Linked DNA regions of Homo sapiens: regions 1, 2, 3, 5 and 6 are each linked to region 4. A link is a contact called in ENCODE Hi-C or POLR2A ChIA-PET data. All regions are on one chromosome and are shown on one strand. The core of a region is the stretch at or near the end of the contact, and the rest is flanking DNA. Distances in the headings are between cores, read along the strand shown. Region 1 has its middle 31 kb from the start of TMSB4X. Region 2 overlaps LOC105373133 (a long non-coding RNA gene). Region 3 has its middle 23 kb from the start of TLR7. Region 4 overlaps OFD1 (OFD1 centriole and centriolar satellite protein). Region 5 overlaps GLRA2 (glycine receptor alpha 2). Region 6 overlaps LOC105373133 (a long non-coding RNA gene).

Region 1 (3,212 bases), core at 90-2,589, 750 kb before region 4:
AATTGTTTTTTCTCATGTCTTTTCATCATAGTCTATACAATCATCTTGTCAACAAGTTATCGTAAAAATTGTTGAAAAGGATCTATTAATTCTCAGCCCAGAGGCTGTCCTTTGGATTTCTTTGTGACTATTGCTTTGGTCTTACATGTGGCTGATATCAGCTTGTTTTGAAAATCCAAACACTAGTCCACATTTTCACCTAGTAAAGTCATTGATGCCTTCTTTGTGGCCAGTTATAAGGAGCTTTTTCATCTAATTCATGATGACCCAGGAACCTTACCTCCATGACAAAAATGTTCCTGGAACTCAGCTTCCCAACGTCATCTCTACTTCAGTTCTTTAGGTTGCCAGATGTTGAAGATAAATCACTTTAACTGTGGTTGCATAGAATTGGTTGGGAATCACATGAGTTTCTTCATGTAAAAACTACCAAGACCTCTGCTTTGGGTCTAGATCCTGGTTTATGCTGCCTTCTTCAAAACTAAGGGGAGATGCTGGGACTTGCTGTTAGCTCCATTTTTTTTTTTAATTGCATGATTCTCTGACTTTGCTGAGGAGTTGTAGATCCAAGTTCAAACATACATTGGCAACTACACCCAAATGCAGCCAAGATACAAGGGTCTACATGTGATACAGGGTCTAATTAGCCATGTGACTTTGGACAGGTCATTCTCTCTGGCTTTGATTTTCTCATTTGTAAAATGATGTATTAAATTGGGGCAAAAGTAATTGCAGTTTTTGCCATTAAAAGTAATGAATTCGGTTCTTCCTAATAATTGAATTAGGTTCTTTCCAGGCCCTTTTCTGGTTCTTTCCATTTCTAAAGGTCTATGATGAATAGGCCAACCATGTCATCATGGGTTCCAGCGCAGCACCCTAGAGCCCCACACCTCATTCCTGGCAGGCACGCACATCTCCAAATAGGGCTCCTTAGTTTTTAAAGAAGGGAAAACGGATAAGGAGAACTGAAACCCACATACTTTCAGTTCTGACTTTGTGAGTTTTGAATTTAAATGCTTTCTCATATGAAACAGTGAGTGGGCAGAAGCATTCTACAAGAAGAGAGCCCTGAAGTTAGATGAGCAATGAGCAATCCCTTTCTGTTGGTGATTCTCTTTTGAAACAAAACGCATCACTGCTCAAAGCTCAACTGCCAAAAAAAAGAAAGAAAGAAAGAGGGAGAGAGAGAGAGAGAGAGAAAGAAAGAAAGAAAGAAAGAAAAGAAAGAAAGAGAGAGAAAGAAAAGCTAAGAGTAAGGAGAAAAAAGAAAAAGAGAGAGAGAACCCACCACCCTGTGCGAACAGCACAGCTGAACAAAGGGAAATAGAAGGTAGTGGCATGTGAATCCACGTGGCCCTTTGCCAACCCACTTGCCTCTCACGCTGCCACACTTGCATATATCAGGGTAATTTCTGGGATGGAGGTTTTTACTGAGCACTTGTTGGCAGAGAGATTTTCTCCCAGTCTCATGACGTTCACAAAAAGCTAGTACTGAGAGGAAAAAACTGCTGGGACTTACATGTAATAGCATCTTCCAAGCAGCTCTATAAGATGACTAACATTTCAGCTGGACACGAGACAAAACTTGGCACCAGAAATGGTGGATGATGGTGCACCACCACTGCTTCATGCAGCCCACTATCGAGGCAAGGGGGTCTGAGCACATTGCCTGCAAATAATATGTTTGCAACTTTTCAATTCATTTGAGTCCTGACTTAAAAAAAAGCGTGCCAGGCAAATGATCATCTGCATGACTTTTCAGAAGGTTTTGCCCTGCTAGCCCTTAAATGATATGTGAAAACAAATCAGGGAGTTGGGGCCATCTGAAATGTAGCTTGAGAGGGTAAGAGAAGATGGAGAGACATGCTAAGGGTTTAAATAGGAGGAACCAATGAGGAAAAGCACATGACACTATTATAGTGGAATTTTGCCTTTTTTTGGCCATTCCTGTATTTCCATAGTTGTAACCATTTGTTACAAGCTATTCCTCTGATTTTTTTTTTTTTTGCATCTTATAAAAGTGAGGAGTCTATAAAAGACAACATTTTGTAGGCCTGCAGCCTTTGCATCTAGTTTTTGGAAATAAGTTGTTACTTATCTGCCTATGAATGCCTTCTCCCAGCTTTCCTCGAATTTTTTGAGGGATGAGGAAAAATTAGTTTCCTTTTAAAATACGGAACCCCTGGAGAACATTTGTTTCTCAGAGAATGATAAACAAGGAAAGGGGATGTGATGCATACAGCAAATTTAAAAACATTATCAGGCTGGATGCAGTGGCTCATGAAGCTTGCATTTTAGTGCAAAAAAACAAATAAATATATAATGTGGCAAGTGTATTGCTAAGCATTTTAGAGAAAAGTGAAATAGGATAAAAGGATTAGAGAAGAAATGGGAGGGTGGAGGGTCCATGCTATGTTGTAGGTCATGATTGTAAATACCATTAAGTCTAGTTTCCATTCTCCCTCTGTGCAGATGAAGAAACTGAGGCACTAAAGGAAGACATGACTGCCCAGGGTCTCCCAGCTGGCTAGGCACCCACTGGGAATGAAACCCAGCTCTCCTGACCCAAGACAAGCCCTCTTTTCTCCCATCTCGACACCCGCACTTGGAAATGGGTTGCTGCAGTAGGAATTTGAAGTCTAGCATTTTTTCCCCTTGCAATCAATTGATACTGATTTTCTTATGAGTACAAAATGAATTGTCCAACACCATTCGCATATCAGCTTGTGGCAGCAGTAATAGTCACTAACATTTAGAAAGGGGTGGCATGGAATTCACCTAGAGTTGACTCCCCACTGTGTGGTCAGTTCATGAGCATCTGCCCTGTGCTCAGCACCTTTCACACTGATGTGACAAATTCAGGATGCATCTCCAACTTTAATATGTACATGAGTCACCTGGGAATCTTGTTAAAGTGCGGATTCTGATTCAAGAGGTCTAGGTGGGACCTGAGACTCTAATAAGCTCCCAGGTGATCCTGGGGTTGCCAGTTCACAGACCACATTTTGGGTATTGAAAGTCTAGGTACCTCTGCTAGTTTGCTGAATGCAACTGAGAAAGAAACCTCAGGGTTAATGCTTGCATTTTTCTGTCTTCATTTCTCCATTGTCCTACTCTCCTCCCTTGGAAGGCTCCAGCTTAGAAAAAGAAAACATTATGAAATAGCAGTGCCAAACCTGAATTACAATGTTAGGCATGTAATTATCTGGGCA
Region 2 (3,519 bases), core at 424-2,923, 680 kb before region 4:
GGAAACTGTCTTGCATCCAGCCAATAGAATATGGCAAAGGTGATGGGATGTCACTCCCTTGATTACACCATGTAAGACTCTGTCTTAGTGGACTGGCGTGAGAGACCCTGCCTTGCTGGTCTTGAAGAAGCTTCCAAGCTGTGGGACAGCCCCTGGCAAGGAACTGTGGGCAGTCTCAAGGACTGAGTGACCTCCGGATGACAGCTAGTAGGAAAACAAGGACCCTAGTCTTGCAGCTTCAAGGAACTGAATTCTACCAACAACCATGTGAGATTGGAAAAGGTCCTCGATCTCCATATGAGACTGCAGCCCAGCTGACAACTTGATTTCAGCCTCTTGAGGCCAGAGCTGAGAATCCAGCCATGCCATACCTAGATTCCTGGCCCATAGAAACTGTGAGATAATAAATGGCTGTGGCCAGGCATAGCTGACACCTGTAATCCCAGCAATTTGGGAGGCCGAGGCAGGAGTATCACTTGAGCTCAGGAGTTTGAGACCAGCCTGGCTAACATGGCAAAACCCTGTCTCTACAAAAAAATACAAAAATTAGCTGGGTACAGTGGTGTGTGTCTGTAGTTCTAGCTACTTGGGAAGCGGAGGCACGAGAATCTCTTGAACCCGGGAGGCGGTTGTTGCAGTAAGCCAAGATCGCGCCATTGCACTCCAGCCTGGGCAATGGCAATGAAACTTTGTTTAAAAAAAAAATAATAATAACAATAAAAAAAAATGGGTGTTATTTTGAGCCACTAAACTTGTGGTAGTTTGCTATATAGCACAGAAAACAGATACAATGGGTTTTTCATTCATGTCTGTGACACAATATTCATAAATTTATCTTTAAACTAGTTATTCTCAAACTCTATGAAAAATCAATTTTTTAATCTCCAATCTATCATGGAAAAATACTTCCATAAAATGAATTATTAGAAAAAACTAAATTTAAAAGGTGTACAAAATACAGGTCCATGGACCAATAGTCATAACATTTTTAAAAATGAGTTCTTGCAAAAATTTAGTAAAGACATACAAAACGCAAGCCTAAGAGTTTTATTAGATTTGATAGACAGTTACTCTGTTAAATTAGTGTAAAAGTCTTTAAACATTTATGCTCAATTTACATGTCTCCCTGAGGCTGGATAATAAACAGCTCACTGAAGAGTGGCCATCTACAGATCATCTATTTAAATGATACCAAATCAACTTATAAAAATAGCTGGTATTTATGGAGGTTTTATTATGCCCGGGACAGTGTCCAGTCATTCACATGAATTACCTTCTAGTAATGATCATCCCAACTCTGAACTTTATGAATTCTCCTATTTTATGTGTGAACAGACTAGGATTAATGGGATGAAGTAACTTACCCAACTTGGTCACACAGCTAGTAAGTACGGGAAGTTGTGACCCAAACCCAGAAATCTTAACTGCATAGCATGACACTGCAGAATCCCTTTATCCATGGTAATATTTGAGATAATACAATGCTCAAATTATGGTAAATATGGGATGAAATTAATTTCACCCTGGTCAAAATTTCCACAAAGTCCTACATAGGGAGATTTCTGTGCTTTTGTTCCCTAAAAATGAGACCCATCGCTTATACCAAACATGAACTAGAGAGAGATGAGGCATGTGGTGAGGTCTAGAAGGAAATGAACCGTGCTGTTGTTGATGTCTCTTCTCAGAGCGTGGTGGTTCTTAGTATAGTAGCAGAATCAGAGATGCGGAAGAGAGGAAAGCAGGTGTACCTTGGTGATATATGCTCCATTTACACTGGGTTGTGGATTTTACTTCCTTCACTGAAGTTTGTCAGAGGCTTGAGGGTAACAGTTTCCATCACAATCACTGGGGGGATTTTTGTAACTACCGATGTGTAGGCTCTGTCCCAAGAGATTCATAGTTTACTGGTCTGGAAGAGGCCTGGGAATCGGAAGTGTTTCCAAAGCTTCTTGGGTGATTCTAATGTGTAGCCAGGGTTGAGAACTGAAGTTTTAAGGAAGATAAGCATGGAACTAGGTACAGCTGAGTCATTTCTGCTGGATGTCCTCTTGCCCAGGGGTGGTGTGAAAGCCACAGGAGAACAGCCTTCTGCCCACTGCAGTCACCCATGGGGAATGCCCTATTGGGATTAGCGTGGCTCAGGTACCTCCATGTTATATGAAGCTCAGGAAAACATCCACCAGCCACTTTAATAGTCTCCAGCCTCTGTCATTTCAGACCCTCATTAGCTTAGGTTTCATCTACTTTGCAAAATATCATTCCATTGATTTTAGTGTTTTAGGTTATCATTTATGGCAAAATTAGAATTTCATTGTTATTCAGCCCCCATTTGTGGTTTTTGCTTATACCACAGGAGATACGTCCTAAGTATTAGAACTTTCCTAAGCATTTTAGTATTTTTACATTTAATTTACATTTTACATTTAACCAGCTTTGACCTGCATCACAAATCATTGAGATTTTGCATTTAAGAATTTTATATTTTTTCTTCCTATATCAGATTGGACGTAATAGTAGAGCTAGGGTTGGTGGAAACTGTAATCTTACAGCATGTTTGGTAGAATCCTAGTCTTGTGAGAAGTTCCTTGAAAAGAGAGTTTTCTAACTCCTTAGTACTCAACGTGTGGGGATGTATGAGCCAGAACATTGGCATCTCCTGGGAGCTTGGTAGAAACACAAAATCTCTGGTCCCACTGAAGACCTATTGAATCTGGATCTGCATTTAACTAGACTCCCAGGTAATTCTTATGTTTGTGTAGAAAGGGTTTAAGAAGCATTGAATGTTGAGAAACAACTGCAAATTGTGTTCCTTTTCCTGCAGTTGCATTATACACATTAGCATATGAAAGGTTCTGTTAAGTACAATGGTAAAGAAAATGGTTTATCCCAGATATTCCCAAAGGTATTTGACCATAGGGCAACAATTTTTTTAGGGTAGCACTTTTAAAAAGCCTTTTATTGGAGCGTGACATATATCAGAATAGTGCATATATTGTTGGGTAACCATTCTCCATGGGTCTCTCACCTTTCTGCACGCCTTGTAACCAGAGGCTCTGACTCCATTTGTTCTGAACTCTCTTCTCAAGGATGTTTGTATAGTGAACAGCCTTGGAAGACAGAGATAGGGTTTCCCTCCAGAACAAAAATCAGTCCAGTATAATAAAGCCATTCCAACACAATAGTGGTTCTCTCCAGGACAAAGGTCAGGCAGGCTTATTGCCTCTTTAGAAATATTTGGATTCCCTTCACTTTGTGTTCTTAAACTATGGCATAAACCCACTGCATGTGCAGTATTCAACTGGGCTCCTCTACATTGCCCCCATGGGACTTAGAGGGCAAGAGAAACTGATACAAATATGAAGCTCATGTTGTATGCTGTTCTCTGAATAAGAAAGTCCTTTTTCTCTGACCCAGGAGTCTCATGTCTTCTGTCAACATCCATGAAACTAGGGCAGGCTAACTTGTCAGATTACAAGTAGGGTCAAATCTGAGAACCTTCACAGTTCTTGATAATTATAT
Region 3 (3,232 bases), core at 355-2,854, 920 kb before region 4:
CCACAAATCAGTACAGGTCAGTAGCTACAGTTTGGAGAATTTAAAACATTTTCCTCTTTAGTAAGAATTCCTACAAAGAAATGCCCATTTAAAATCCTGATCTATTTCAATTGCTTGCCAGAAATGTTGTACCAATTTGCACTCTCACCCAAAGTCCCTAAATCCTGACAAACACTGTGAATTGATCATCTTTTTCCTGTTTTCCAATCTGATAATTTAACAGTACTGGGGTATTGTTTTATTTGCATTTCTGTAAGAACTTTATTTTATTGACTACAAATATTTTACTTTCCAGGATCTATAAAGCAATATAGCAATATAAATAATATTATATAAGCATACTCAAACCTTGTTAACCTATCACCGATTATTGCAATACTATTTTTAGATTTTTTCTTCAATTGCAAAAATACTTTATTACTGATTAAAAATAGTATATATGCACTGATAAAATTTTGATAAATGCAAAGACAAGTAATGAAAATCATCAGCAATAACAATGGCTAAAAGTGGAGTATACATACAAACAAATACTTGTTTTGAAACTTTTTTTGGTTTACTCTTAGCATAGTATCTTTTTCCATGTCATGTAGTATTCTAATGTGTGACTTTTGGAGGCTGCATAGTATTCTAAAGTAATATGTTTTGAATCCAATATTCTTCAAAAAAATATGGAACAACAGATCTTGGCTTAAATATGAATTTTTTTACATTTCTGTTGTATATACTACAAGTGGTGGATTGCTACTTTGGTGGTTCCCGATGAACCATAACTCCTGGTATTCACACTTCTGTGGTGTATCCTTCCATATTAACCTCGGGCTCGGCCAATAAATAGGACATTAGCAAGAATGATGTAAGCAAATGCTTGATAAGTGCTGGCACACTGGAGCTTATGTCTCTTGAAATGCTCACTCTCAGGATCAAACCACCATGAAAAGAAACCCAAGCTAGCCACATGGGGAAGAAAAGAGGAAAAGATCACTCCCTCTCAACCTTCCCCACTGGGGAACTAGACATGTGAACAAAGCCATCTGATTACAACCTCACAGGAGACCCCAACTGAAACCAACCAAAGAACAGCCCAGCAGAGCCCCAGCCAACCAAAGAATCATGAACAAATAAAGTGGTTACTGTTTTAAGCAGATATGTTTTGGGTTGGTTTGTTACACAGCAAGAGATAAGCAAAATGTGACAGCATCTAATATGAATACCTGCTTTAGATATGAAAAAGAAACCCTTAGATATGAAAAAGAAACCCTTAGGATCATAAACTCAAGAAGAATTTTTTGTTTTTATCTAGTCAGATTGCTGAGGTCCTGGCTGTTTAGATGACTTACAGAAAGAACTTGGGTAGTAGAGTCAAGATATGAATAGTAACCCAGTTTTATTACTAGAGATTTGACTTCGTTGAGCATCAGCTTTCTTGTGGGCGAGTTAGGTTTTAACAATAGCTGCCTTGCAGGTGTTTTATTTTTAAGCATTATGAATGATGGTGCCTCCAGTTCCATAACAAGATGAAGGCATATGCAGATGTGAGTTAACATTTTCATTGGCTGGCCATGTATGTTGAATCCCAAACAAGTGGTCTTCACTACACCTCACCACTCACAAATCTACTTATGAGTCTCAGATGGTGAGCTAGATGGTCAGTAATACCCACCTCAGGAAAACTGCTTCTGAGTTTACAAGACAGCAGGCGGAACAGCTCAAAGACCAATGCATGCATAAATAGTCTTTCCTTTTTTTCACCAGGTCAACTACTCGATTATTTGCACTGGGGGCCTTTTTTCAAAGCATCTGACCTTTTGGACTCGTCTGGTGAAATCTAGTATGTACTTAGGACCAGCCTTCAACACAAAGGAAGGTTTTTGTTACATTCGTTTGCATATCCTGTCAAGGATATCTTCAGAACACTTTCATTTCACAGTAAAATGAAACTTACGGAAGAACTAAGCAGTGAAGTGCTTCATACTTTCATTTAAAAGGGGAATGAGAAACAAAAGACAAGGTTAATTATGACACCGGGGCTTTACAATGCTAAAAATATCCTATATACAAAGGGATATGTAGGCTGTGTTCTTTTTCCATGTCATTACAAAGAACAGGCTCAAGGTATCTGCAAATTTCTAATAAAAATATTATTACTTGAAAAATGTCCATGGTTGTATCTAACTGAAGGGATTAAAACTTTTAGACTTGTTATACAAATACCATGATACTTGTCATCAAAGTCCTCCTTTTCATCAAGCAGACCCTGACTTACAGCATCTGAGAGTGGAAAAAACTAGCATGAACCGTAAGGCAGTGGGATTCATACCTACCTCTCACTCACACGTTCATCCAAACCAAGCAAGTTGCATAAAGCAACCTGAGACTTTATACTTCCACATGCTGGCAACACAGCATTAACTAGACTCGGGCAACTTGTTTAAGGGGTTTATTTAGGTTCCTATCAGTAAAGAGGTGTTTTTCCAGCTTTGGGAGAATATGTATGATGCCAAGTTTTTTTTTTTTTAAGTTTAAATACTTTTATAAGTTTAATGTTGGCATTGGATGTTTACATATTAACTGGTACAATTTACATCGGTTTTATACTTACCTATTTTTGCAAAGATGTCATGTACACAAAGATACATATTCAATAACTGAGAAACAAGTGAAACTTCTGATCTATACTTTCAGGTTTGTTTCATAAAGATATTTCTGATAAGGATTATCAGCATACAAGTTTCACCTCTTCCAGAAGGACACTGTCATTTTATCTAAGAGTTTACTCTGGGTTTTATTGCAGAACACAAATTCCCTCAATTGCTTTTTTCTTGCAGGTGTCTTTTTCCAGAATTTTTTCTTATAACCAGCCTTTCTCCTCACCCAAAGGCCAGAATGAAGTCGAAAAAACCTATAGATAACAGCTTTCACAGTTGTTCTCTTGCCTTTTTGTGTACTGACGTATATTACAGTTCTGACTGGCAGCTTCAGGACACTTGGAAGCAAGGGGGCCACTCTGTTGGGGATCACTGCAGTATGCCCACATGTCAGGTTTCTGACAGATGTGATCAGCCTGGGAGTGGAGGAAACAAATGGTGTCTGAATATGACTAAAACGTCCAGTAGACAATGCAGAAATAAGAGAGGCATTCCTGGCACAGTTTCGGTGGGCTGGAGATGCAAAAATATTCAGGAGCCATAGATTCCTGAAGCTGCTCTCATCGCACCAGCAAAGGCAGAGG
Region 4 (2,500 bases), core at 1-2,500:
TTCTGCAGTGATAACGTGACTTTATATTCGTAATAGTAATAAAATGGAGAAGAAAGCAAACTCACCTAAACATAAAATTTTCTGAGTGCCTGATGGTGCCCACTGTTATCTCTCGATTCTCACCCTGATAAGTATTACAAACATTCACTGTCTTCTGATTTCTGCCTGCATGCCCTAGAGTTCTTTGATATGACTGAAAAAGATGGTGAAGAACTTGTTTGTGTGTTCTGCTTGTGTTTTTTTTTAATAGGGACCCTGTTGTTTACTGTCATAAAGCTTCTTGGAATTGGCAGAACAAAAAGAGTACAAACATGATAAGAGAACTTTTCCTTTTGAAGCAAGCTGTGATTTGTTTTACATTGATTTCTTTTCCTATTCTGAATCTTTTCAGATTGAGCATTCTGCACAGCTGAAGGCCCAGATTCTAGGTTACAAAGCTTCTGTAAAGAGTTTAACTACTCAGGTTGCCGATTTAAAATTGCAACTGAAGCAAACTCAGACAGGTTAGAGACGTTTTAACCCATAAATATTTTTGTATGTATAAAGCTTCTGGTGTCTGTGAAAATGTAATGATCATAATTTATTGAATATTAATTATTGTTTTAGGGGAAAAGCCATAGAAATATGTGTCATCTTAGAAGTAAAACTCCCTATCCATTTTGGTAATACCATCTGGATCATCAGCAAAAGTATTTTGCTTCATAGGTGCCTCATGGCTTGGGAGAGTCTCATGCCCCAATAGGAAAGGCGTGGTGGTAACATAGAAGTCCCCATATTCATTATAGGATTTCCTTTTTTATTTGTTACCCCAATGTTAACACCAATTCAGTAGTTTTACGGATTCCTTGATAGATATATAAATATACAGGACAAGCAGGGTGGTTTAGCAAAAAGAATATTGCCTTCAGAATCAGAACTGTTCTTCTTTTGGACCCGTTTTGAAGTTGTTTGACCTTGGGCATGTTACTTTAACTTCCTTGGGCCTCAGTCTCCTCATTTGTAATGGGGATAATAATACCTACTGAGCCATGATGAAAAAGATGAAATGGGTTTCAGTCCAGTGCCTGGGACATAAAAGACACTCAGGAAATGGTTATTGGTATCATTTTATTATTGTGTCTTCACTGTGGATGCATCTCTGCCCCTTCCTACTTCGTAAGAAGGATATTAAAGTTCAGATACTTTATTCTTCAGTTGCTTTCAAGTTCAAAGAAAGTACGTATGTGTTACCAGTTCAACTGGGTCTGAGCCTTCCTTGTTCCCACCTGCATTGTTTCCTCATCAGCTCCTTGCTCTCTTCTACCAGCACTTGTTTTATTTTTATCTCTACTCGTTTCTGCTTTTTTCTGTTCCTCATTTTCTTTCAGTTCTGTTTGTGAAACTTCTCACAGCTGAAATCATAGCAGTCTCCTATCAATAAAAAATAGTTGAATGAGGATAGAACTCTTTCGCATGCATGTGTTGCCGAGGGCAAGCTTCTTTCTTGTAGCATCACGGGGAGGCATTGCAGGAGAGAGGGGCAGGTGCACTGGCTTTGCATTAGGAAAGCCCAGTAGCTCTTAGACTTGCTAACCGTGTGACCCAGCCTCAGTAAGCTTTAGTCCCCCCATCTGTAAAATGGGAGCAGTGAGAGTTTCTTGACCACAGTGTTGTTGTGAATGCAGGTCCTCACTTCCTTATATGAAACTCGGGCCATATGCTGTGGATTTCGCAATAGCCCTGGGAGTTCTGAACAGCATCCTATAGTAAAGCACATTAATTATTTTGCAGTCAACTGTATGAATATTCATGCTGGGATAAATAAAGATTATAAATGGGTTTACATCAGTTCAGGTCAAACTTTTCAACCAAATGAGTTCAAGTCTGGTTGGGCTTTGCCACCAAATAAATTATGAATAAATTTTCAGTTCTCAGAGCCTTGTGGCTTTCAAAATTGTGCATAATGGATTCTGAAATTATATCATGTTACAAAAGACATACAAAGCTGTAGCTGGTACAATAAGCTCTCAGTAAATGTTAGTGGTTATCGTTACCATGGCTTCAGAAACTGTATAGTGCAAGTTTGTCCTTATTACTCTCTTCCATTTTTCAAAAAAATAATATTCTCAAGTATATTTTCTTCTCTGCCTTGTCCACTTACTTCTGAAATTGGCTTTTTGTACCCTGCAGCCCTAGAGAATGAAGTGTACTGCAATCCAAAGCAGTCTGTGATCGATCGTTCTGTCAATGGATTAATAAATGGCAATGTGGTGCCTTGCAATGGTGAGATAAGTGGGGATTTCTTGAACAATCCTTTTAAACAGGAAAACGTTCTAGCACGTATGGTTGCATCAAGGATCACAAATTATCCAACTGCATGGGTGGAGGGTAGTTCCCCTGATTCTGACCTTGAGTTTGTAGCCAATACTAAGGCAAGGGTCAAAGAGCTTCAGCAAGAGGCCGAACGCTTGGAAAAGGCTTTCAGAAGTTACCATCGGAGAGTCATTAAAAACTCTGCCAA
Region 5 (3,263 bases), core at 158-2,657, 910 kb after region 4:
CTCTGATCACCTTGACATTGGGAACCCATACTGCTATTGATGTGGTTTCCTCTCTCATCACTTTTTATTTCCCTTGAGTCACAGAATCTTAGAATAGCAGAACCCTTGAAAATTATCAGCCCGATCCTTTTATATCCCAAGTGGGAGTGTGAGACCCCAAATCGTGAGATAATGTGCCCAAATTTGCAATGTGAGCCAGTGGCAAAGCTGAGGTCCACATTTTTGGCATCTTCTCATGGCTCTCTCTAACACAGCCTTGCTGCTTTCTCTTACTTTAGATAGTCATACTGGATTGATTTCCGCCAAGGGGCTGAGATTGATCTAAACTTTCTGAAGCAGATGTATGCAACTGATATGTTAGAAACTGAGGCACTCAATGAGCCCAACCAAAATATTTTCACACTTACACTTTATCTTTTAAGCATTCTGTACACTTCCATATTGAAAAATAATAATGCTATCTGATGGCATGGCCTTTTATTTCTTCAAAGAGCTTACACATCTACTTATGTCATTTTACTCAAGAGGCAGTAGGATTTCTTTTTAATCATTACAGACTCCTGTAGGCTAGTATCTATTGCAAATAGGTATTTAACTATTAATGGGTGATTTGTGCTTCTGGTTTTTTTGTTAAAGAGAAAGGAATGGAGCTGACTTGTATCAAAATGCTGCTCAACTATAGGAAGTGGATACAGTAGAGACATAATCTTTGGTAATTTATAACTAACAAAAAGTGAGATCAACAGCCCAGCCAGAAGCTTTTGAACCACATTAATTACAAACCTTTGACTGACCTGTAGCTCCTTTTCTTGTTTTCTCCTCCCCACATGGAACCTGGAGCGTGGTGGATGCCTGGAATTTTTCCATTTCAGTTTCACTTTGAATAGTATGAAACAGTAGGTAGCTGATTAACTTCAAGAGCTTTAGGTTAGAACACACTAGGCTTGAGCGCCCAGAGTGCCATGCCAAGAAGGGAAGGTGTCTGGCAAGTTGGCTCCTATCGAGACATCCTTGATGATCTGCAGCCTCCACTGTGAGCTCACATTAAAGTACAGAGCTGACACTAAATCAGTCCACAAGCCAGAGTCTGGGTCGGAAAGCTTCTCGGCTACCACTGACTCTACCATTCAATTGAAATTCATATTTCACACTATACTCTCATATATTAAATACTCTATGGCCCTCCACTAAAGGAATCCCTGTTCTCATCCCCAGGATGTAGCATCACAGTGCTCAGAGGGTTCAGGTGCATTGGTGGAGAAGTTCAGCACCAGAAGGGGCCTCTTTGTATCCTGGAGTTATCACAAGATTCTAGGTATTCTGAGGAAATGATTTCTCCATCACTGCAACTTGAACTGGGCTTCTAAGACTGCCTCTATTTTGTACTCCAGAATCACCCATTCCCTACATATCTTACCCACTGTTCATCTCAGGAGTACATCATCCATAATTGTTATGAGATGATGACGCATCTGCACATAGTCACTTAACACAGGTACACCCACTCACTCTGGTAAGGTTCTGAGTTTGAGAAATGGTCAGGGGTGAAAGGTTTGGCCACTGCTTCCTTCCTGATTTGGCTCCTCATCCCACTATAGGAGGCATAGGCAACTTGGAAATCATAAACCAACAAGCTCAGTCCAGGGAGTGGAGACCTGTCAGCTCTTCCATATTCCTCTACCCATCACTATAAACCTTACCCACCATTCCAAGGCCTTTCCAAATAACAGTTATTAAACTTCCCTCTTTTATTTCCTTGCTTGTAAGTATGAATTTTGAACCTGGGTTAGGGTAGGGAGTAAATGCACAAATAGTATACAAGTAGTCGAGGCACTAATTGCTGACTGAGAAAACAAATGAAGATTGCGGTTATCTGCCATCTATGAACACTTATCTTCACAGTATGTCCATGGCTGCAGGTGTGACAGTGCTACTGTTGTTTCTTGCTTGCCAGTCCCACTGCATGTACCTTCTCACCTCTTTTCCACATCAGATGTTGTCATCTGGTGTAAGCACAGTCTGTGAGTAATTCTTCTGACTCATCGCCAGAGAGGGAGGTTCCCACAGGGGTCAGTGAGGCAGAAAAGCACAGAATTTGGAGTCAAGCCAGATTTAATGCAAATCGCAGCTCAACTATTCTTTTGCTGTGTGATCTTGGTAAAGTTAATGAGTGAACTCAGCTTCCTTATCCTTATAATGGAGATAACTCATAGAATGGTGGTGGTGTAAGCTTTTTGTTGATGATAGTGGTGGTGGTGATTTTGTTCTGTTTTCTTTTTGTAACAGCATATATCAGTCCCCATGATATACAGGAGTGCTCACTGCAATGAAGTTCCATTTATGTGAACTTAGATTATGTGAATTTAAAGCAAAGCAATATAAAAATACTAACAAAGTCTTAGTCCATGCACAAAACATCAAATACAAGATATTTTACTTTACATTATTCCTGTGGGGAAAACTGCCTTGAATTATGCAAGTTTTGAATTATGCAGTGTCTTCAGGGGCTCATCCCTTACAAGCCAATGTGTCTGAGAATCTACAATCTGCCAAATGAGTGTTAAGTTTTATATAAAGTATCTTATTCAATCCTTCAATGACCCCATGAAACTGGAATGTGTGGGCCCCTACTTTGATATGAAGAAATCAAGATTCAAAAAGGTTAAGTAATTTTTCCAAATTCATTGGTCATTCACCTAGGATTCAAATCCAAGTTGGTCTAGCTTCAAAAATATTCATTATTTTTCCTTTTTTTTCTTTCTTCCATATCTTCATAGTCTCCCAGTTTTTCTCTTCTCTTTCTTTCTCCTTTTCTCTCTCTCTCTCCCATGCACACACACACAAACACACACACTCTCTGACTACACAAACATTTATTAAGTGAAGCATCATCTCATCATCTCCCCAAAGCCCATTGTTGTCTTTCCAATACTGAGATCACCCAATTGGGTCTTTTCTTCATTGAGATTGTTTTTCCACCAGTGGGCAATTTGTTCCGAATCCCCACTTCCCCCTTATTCCTGCCCTTGTTAGATAATAAACATACATCACTTGTTTTGTCACTGAAGGTGCAGGCACAGGAAGTAGACTATGGCAGGAATCAATGTGCTTGTCTATCAGCCAAAAATGTAGTGACGTGGCAGACATAAGCACAGGGAAGAAGATGCTGCATTGCCCTACTTCCTCCAGATGCTAACCCCTCCTTCACCTTGACTCTCTCAGATGCCTACATTTGCAGGAGGCTGAGACTTAGAGGTGCCTTT
Region 6 (3,396 bases), core at 611-3,110, 670 kb before region 4:
AAAAGAACGCCTGTGTTGCAGATAACAAAGAATTACACAAGGCCTGAAACAAACCCCAATGTTTTAAAACACTTGGTGGAAATTTAAGTTGCAAAGCATTTTATCATCTCAGGCCATCTCTTACAGGGGCCAGCTGAAGCTACCCGTACACATCGTTTTACAAGCCCTGGGCTGTCAATGGGTCTTTTAAAACCAGCTGAACTGCGTTTTGCTTTTCAGTGTGTAAGCTGGTCAGCTTACAGCAGTACAAATTGGCAGCGTGGCAAGAAAGAAAACTGAAATTCAATCCAACACTGGGATTGGAAGCTCTTGAGACTCAAATGTCACCAACACCGGGGGCTTCTCCTCTAATTATCCTGTCAAACGAGGGTTGAAAATGTCAGCACAGACTTCAGTCTCAGCTCCTCCAGCAACCAATGAGAGTGGGCTTGGGTCTGGTTTAAATGATGAAGAACAAATTTGAAAAACCCTTCAGTTGATTTCAAGACTTCCTGGGACGGCGATGTTTAAACCACAATGTTCTTCTTTTGGGGCAAAGTTAAGAGCCAATCACAGTTAAGGTTTCTCTGCATGTTCTGCCCATATTTGGCTGTAATCTTGCTTCATCCAACTAAATTTATAATATATGTGAGTGAAAAGCAAGCCTTTGGGATTTGTCTCTCTCTCTCTTTCCTTGTTATAAAGGAAGCCTTATCTTTATGCATTTGGGGCTACCTGTGAACTTACAGTCTAGCTTCAAAGCAAAGAAAGGAGCAGCCAGTGTAGAAAACTTCGTTTTTACTTTTTTTTTTTTTTTTAAACAAGCTTTAACTGTAGCTTCTGGCTACAGGAAAGTACATAGAAAACCGAATCTAGTTTCGGCCTGTGCAGTACTGACCAGGAGAGGCTTATGAGATTATGGGGATATTGAAGAACACAGAATGTCACATGGATGATTGTATTTTATCTATAATGTATGTGTAGGAGAGATCCATTTCTCAGAGATGGCAAGAACTAAATGCACCCTTTGAAATATCTTCTTAGGGGTTGCTTGAGGAGGATGATCAAATCTTACAGAGAGATAAGACACAAATATGATAAAAGTTATTCTCATTTTAAGTGACTATTTATTGACCACTTGATATGTATCATCCATTTCATTCTCACCACAATCCTATGAAGGAGATTCAATTCTATCCACATTTTGCAGTGAAGAAACTGTGGCAGTGCATGTAACTTGCCCCAGGTGCCTGAGCTTATAAGGAGTGGAACTAAGAATCCACTCTGAACAGTCAGCTGCCAAAGCCCCTCACTCTTAGCCTCTTTGCTCTACTCCACTGAGATGTTCTCTTGGGTTTACTACCAAGAACAGAGGCTGTAAGTAGTATAGAATGCCCCCGGGGACCCCAGTGTCCAAGACACCAACTTCCACTGCCTCTCAGGACCCTAAGGAAAGAAAACTGAGAGGTTGTTCAGCTTGTCTCAGGTCCAGAACTGTCTGGTCAGAGGGGATCCTGGGATCCACCAGTTGAGCCCTTCATTCAGGGCCCCAGTTATTCCTAGTCTTGGGAAACCCAGCTCTAGAAGCCCCTCCCCAGCAGGATTGAGGACAAAGGGGCTAGACTAGAGACCCAGCAACATGGCCCTTCCATGTTCTCAAAACTCAAGAGACCTAGAAAAGAGAAGGGTGGCAAAGCAGCCCAGCCCCACCCCCCAGGGCCAGAGAGGCCCCACTTCACTCTGTAGAGCAGTGGGATTCATCTGGGTGCCATTTGGCCCTCCAGGAGATGTTTGGCAATGTTTAGAGACATTTTAGGTTGCCACAGCTGGGTTGGGGAGGCGAGGGTGCTACTGGCATCTAGTGGGTAGAGGCCAGGGATGCTGTTAAATATCCTACAACGCACAGCACAGCTCCTGCCACAAAGTGCTGCGGTGAGAAGCCCTGCCCTCAAGTCTTGGTTGGGCACATTCCACCCACAGCTCTGAGGAAGCTCCGTCTGGGGCTTCTTCAAAGAGTCATTCTGCAACCAGGAAGCTGGCAGCCCATACAACTATGCAGAAGGTGAAAGAGAGAAGGCGGGACCATGAACACGCGTTTTAATTACTGCATGTTTGTTTCTGACAGAGAGAGGTCAGTGTTTGCCTCCATTTGCAGGCATCAGGACCAAGGTGGGCAGTGGGCAGTGAGGGGGCAGGGGTGGAGGGCGGCACTAGCTCTGTGTAGCAGGCTGAATAATGGCTTCTAAAGATAGCAGATCCTGATCCCGGTAGCCTTCTATGAAAAAAGGTGGTCTTTGCAGATGTCATTAAGTGAAGAATCTTGAGATGGGGAGATTATCCTGTATCATCTGAGTGGGTCCTAAATGTAATCACACGTATTCTTGAGAGAAGGAGGCAGAGGGAGATCTACGTGCACATGGAAAAGGTGATGTAACAACAGCAGAAATTGGGGTGATGAGGCCACAAGCCAAGGAATATGGATGGCCACTAGAAGCTGGAAAAGGCAAGGATCAGATACTCCCCTAGAGCTTCCTGGGGGAACGTGGCCCTGCCCACACCTTGATTTGGGCCTAGCGAGACTGATTTCAAAATTCTGGCCGCCAGAACTGTGAGAGAATAAACTGTTGTCTTAAGCCACCAAGTTGGTGGTCATTTGTTACTGCAGCCATAGGAGACTAATCTACCCTGAGACTCCTGGGGCCCCCAGATGGATCCTCTGAGGCTGAGGGGCAAACTCTTCCATGCAGGCAAAGCCAGAAAAAGGGGAATGGAAATTTCCTTTGCACTTTCCTTGATACATTTACATTTCCCATCCCACCCTTTAAGCACCCTTTCCTGTGAAAACATGGCACCTGCCCCCTCACCGGCCTCTATCAGTCAACAATTCAACTGAATGTCGGGCAAAGCATATGACACCCCCAGTGCTTGGTTCAAACCTGTTTGAGTCACCTGTCACTTTCTACCTTGAATTTTTGTCACCAATGTACATGCAGTAACTTCTATACTAGACTGTGACTCAGACGCTCACAATCACACTCAAACACAGTCTAGTGTTTTTCACAGCCTGGTATAGAAGGTACTGCCTGTACATCAGAACAGGGGAGCAGGAGCCTGATCTGATTTATTATGAAGTCTCCCAAGGCCTCCAGCGCACAGTATCAGGCACACAGGAAACAATCAATGATTAATGTGTGCTTCCTCCATCCTATGAGAAATATTACTTAGGTCTCTTTATGACGAGTGGCCAAAAAGCACAAAGCCGAATCTGATGCTTATTAATAGTAATCCCATACTTGCTGTAAGCCCTGCAACAACTATCATTATCCATGTTTTGTTTTTCAATGGAGGTATAATTTACATACAGTAACATGCACACATCTTAAGTGTATAGCTTGATGAATTTTTACCTAAATATAC

Evidence for each region. Hi-C counts contacts between places; a loop is a spot of excess contacts on that map. ChIA-PET counts read pairs that join two places held with the same protein, here RNA polymerase II (POLR2A). Pooled maps may share reads with other maps.
Region 1: a map with no recorded cell type shows a loop between it and region 4 (4-fold over the local background). The contact joins two enhancer-like sites. A Hi-C loop is called at or near these places in 4 of 37 single-sample maps with no recorded cell type and 4 of 50 pooled maps.
Region 2: a loop to region 4 is called in a pooled map, with 3 times the contacts of the local background. The contact joins two enhancer-like sites. A Hi-C loop is called at or near these places in 1 of 168 maps with a recorded cell type or tissue (GM12878), 18 of 37 single-sample maps with no recorded cell type and 6 of 50 pooled maps. POLR2A ChIA-PET finds 5 or more read pairs at or near these places in 1 of 52 experiments (activated CD4-positive, alpha-beta T cell).
Region 3: a loop to region 4 is called in a pooled map, with 5 times the contacts of the local background. The contact joins two enhancer-like sites. A Hi-C loop is called at or near these places in 1 of 37 single-sample maps with no recorded cell type and 3 of 50 pooled maps. POLR2A ChIA-PET finds 5 or more read pairs at or near these places in 1 of 52 experiments (T-cell).
Region 5: a pooled map shows a loop between it and region 4 (14-fold over the local background). The contact joins two enhancer-like sites. A Hi-C loop is called at or near these places in 7 of 37 single-sample maps with no recorded cell type and 5 of 50 pooled maps. POLR2A ChIA-PET finds 5 or more read pairs at or near these places in 1 of 52 experiments (HEK293).
Region 6: a pooled map shows a loop between it and region 4 (4-fold over the local background). The contact joins two enhancer-like sites. A Hi-C loop is called at or near these places in 1 of 168 maps with a recorded cell type or tissue (GM12878), 19 of 37 single-sample maps with no recorded cell type and 8 of 50 pooled maps.

What each region holds. Positions count from the first base shown.
Region 1 is chrX:13,004,837-13,008,048 of GRCh38, forward strand. No RefSeq gene overlaps it. Among named protein-coding and RNA genes, the nearest start is that of TMSB4X, 31 kb to the left of the region's middle. RefSeq lists an enhancer at 1,266-1,315. Within about 2 kb of position 1,340, at least 11 of the 41 ENCODE cell types and tissues checked have a DNase peak (open chromatin) inside an H3K27ac peak, as active enhancers do.
Region 2 is chrX:13,073,083-13,076,601 of GRCh38, forward strand. The region is part of intron 2 of LOC105373133 (a long non-coding RNA gene); the gene reads left to right. Among named protein-coding and RNA genes, the nearest start is that of FAM9C, 30 kb to the left of the region's middle. RefSeq lists a silencer at 1,567-1,626. Within about 2 kb of position 1,674, at least 7 of the 41 ENCODE cell types and tissues checked have a DNase peak (open chromatin) inside an H3K27ac peak, as active enhancers do; they include GM12878, where a contact is called at or near this core.
Region 3 is chrX:12,842,192-12,845,423 of GRCh38, forward strand. It overlaps the pseudogene MRPL35P4. Among named protein-coding and RNA genes, the nearest start is that of TLR7, 23 kb to the right of the region's middle. RefSeq lists an enhancer at 1,805-2,124. Within about 2 kb of position 1,605, at least 3 of the 41 ENCODE cell types and tissues checked have a DNase peak (open chromatin) inside an H3K27ac peak, as active enhancers do.
Region 4 is chrX:13,757,946-13,760,445 of GRCh38, forward strand. OFD1 (OFD1 centriole and centriolar satellite protein) reads left to right here. Exons shown (of 23, transcript NM_003611.3): 15 at 392-503; 16 at 2,170-2,500. Among named protein-coding and RNA genes, the nearest start is that of OFD1, 24 kb to the left of the region's middle. RefSeq lists an enhancer at 1,409-1,498. Within about 2 kb of position 1,251, at least 4 of the 41 ENCODE cell types and tissues checked have a DNase peak (open chromatin) inside an H3K27ac peak, as active enhancers do; they include GM12878, where a contact is called at or near this core.
Region 5 is chrX:14,671,949-14,675,211 of GRCh38, forward strand. The region is part of intron 7 of GLRA2 (glycine receptor alpha 2); the gene reads left to right. Among named protein-coding and RNA genes, the nearest start is that of GLRA2, 140 kb to the left of the region's middle. RefSeq lists enhancers at 1,236-2,435, 1,879-2,173. Within about 2 kb of position 1,408, at least 2 of the 41 ENCODE cell types and tissues checked have a DNase peak (open chromatin) inside an H3K27ac peak, as active enhancers do.
Region 6 is chrX:13,090,776-13,094,171 of GRCh38, forward strand. All of the region lies in intron 3 of LOC105373133 (a long non-coding RNA gene), which reads left to right. Among named protein-coding and RNA genes, the nearest start is that of FAM9C, 48 kb to the left of the region's middle. RefSeq lists an enhancer at 2-141. Within about 2 kb of position 1,861, at least 12 of the 41 ENCODE cell types and tissues checked have a DNase peak (open chromatin) inside an H3K27ac peak, as active enhancers do; they include GM12878, where a contact is called at or near this core.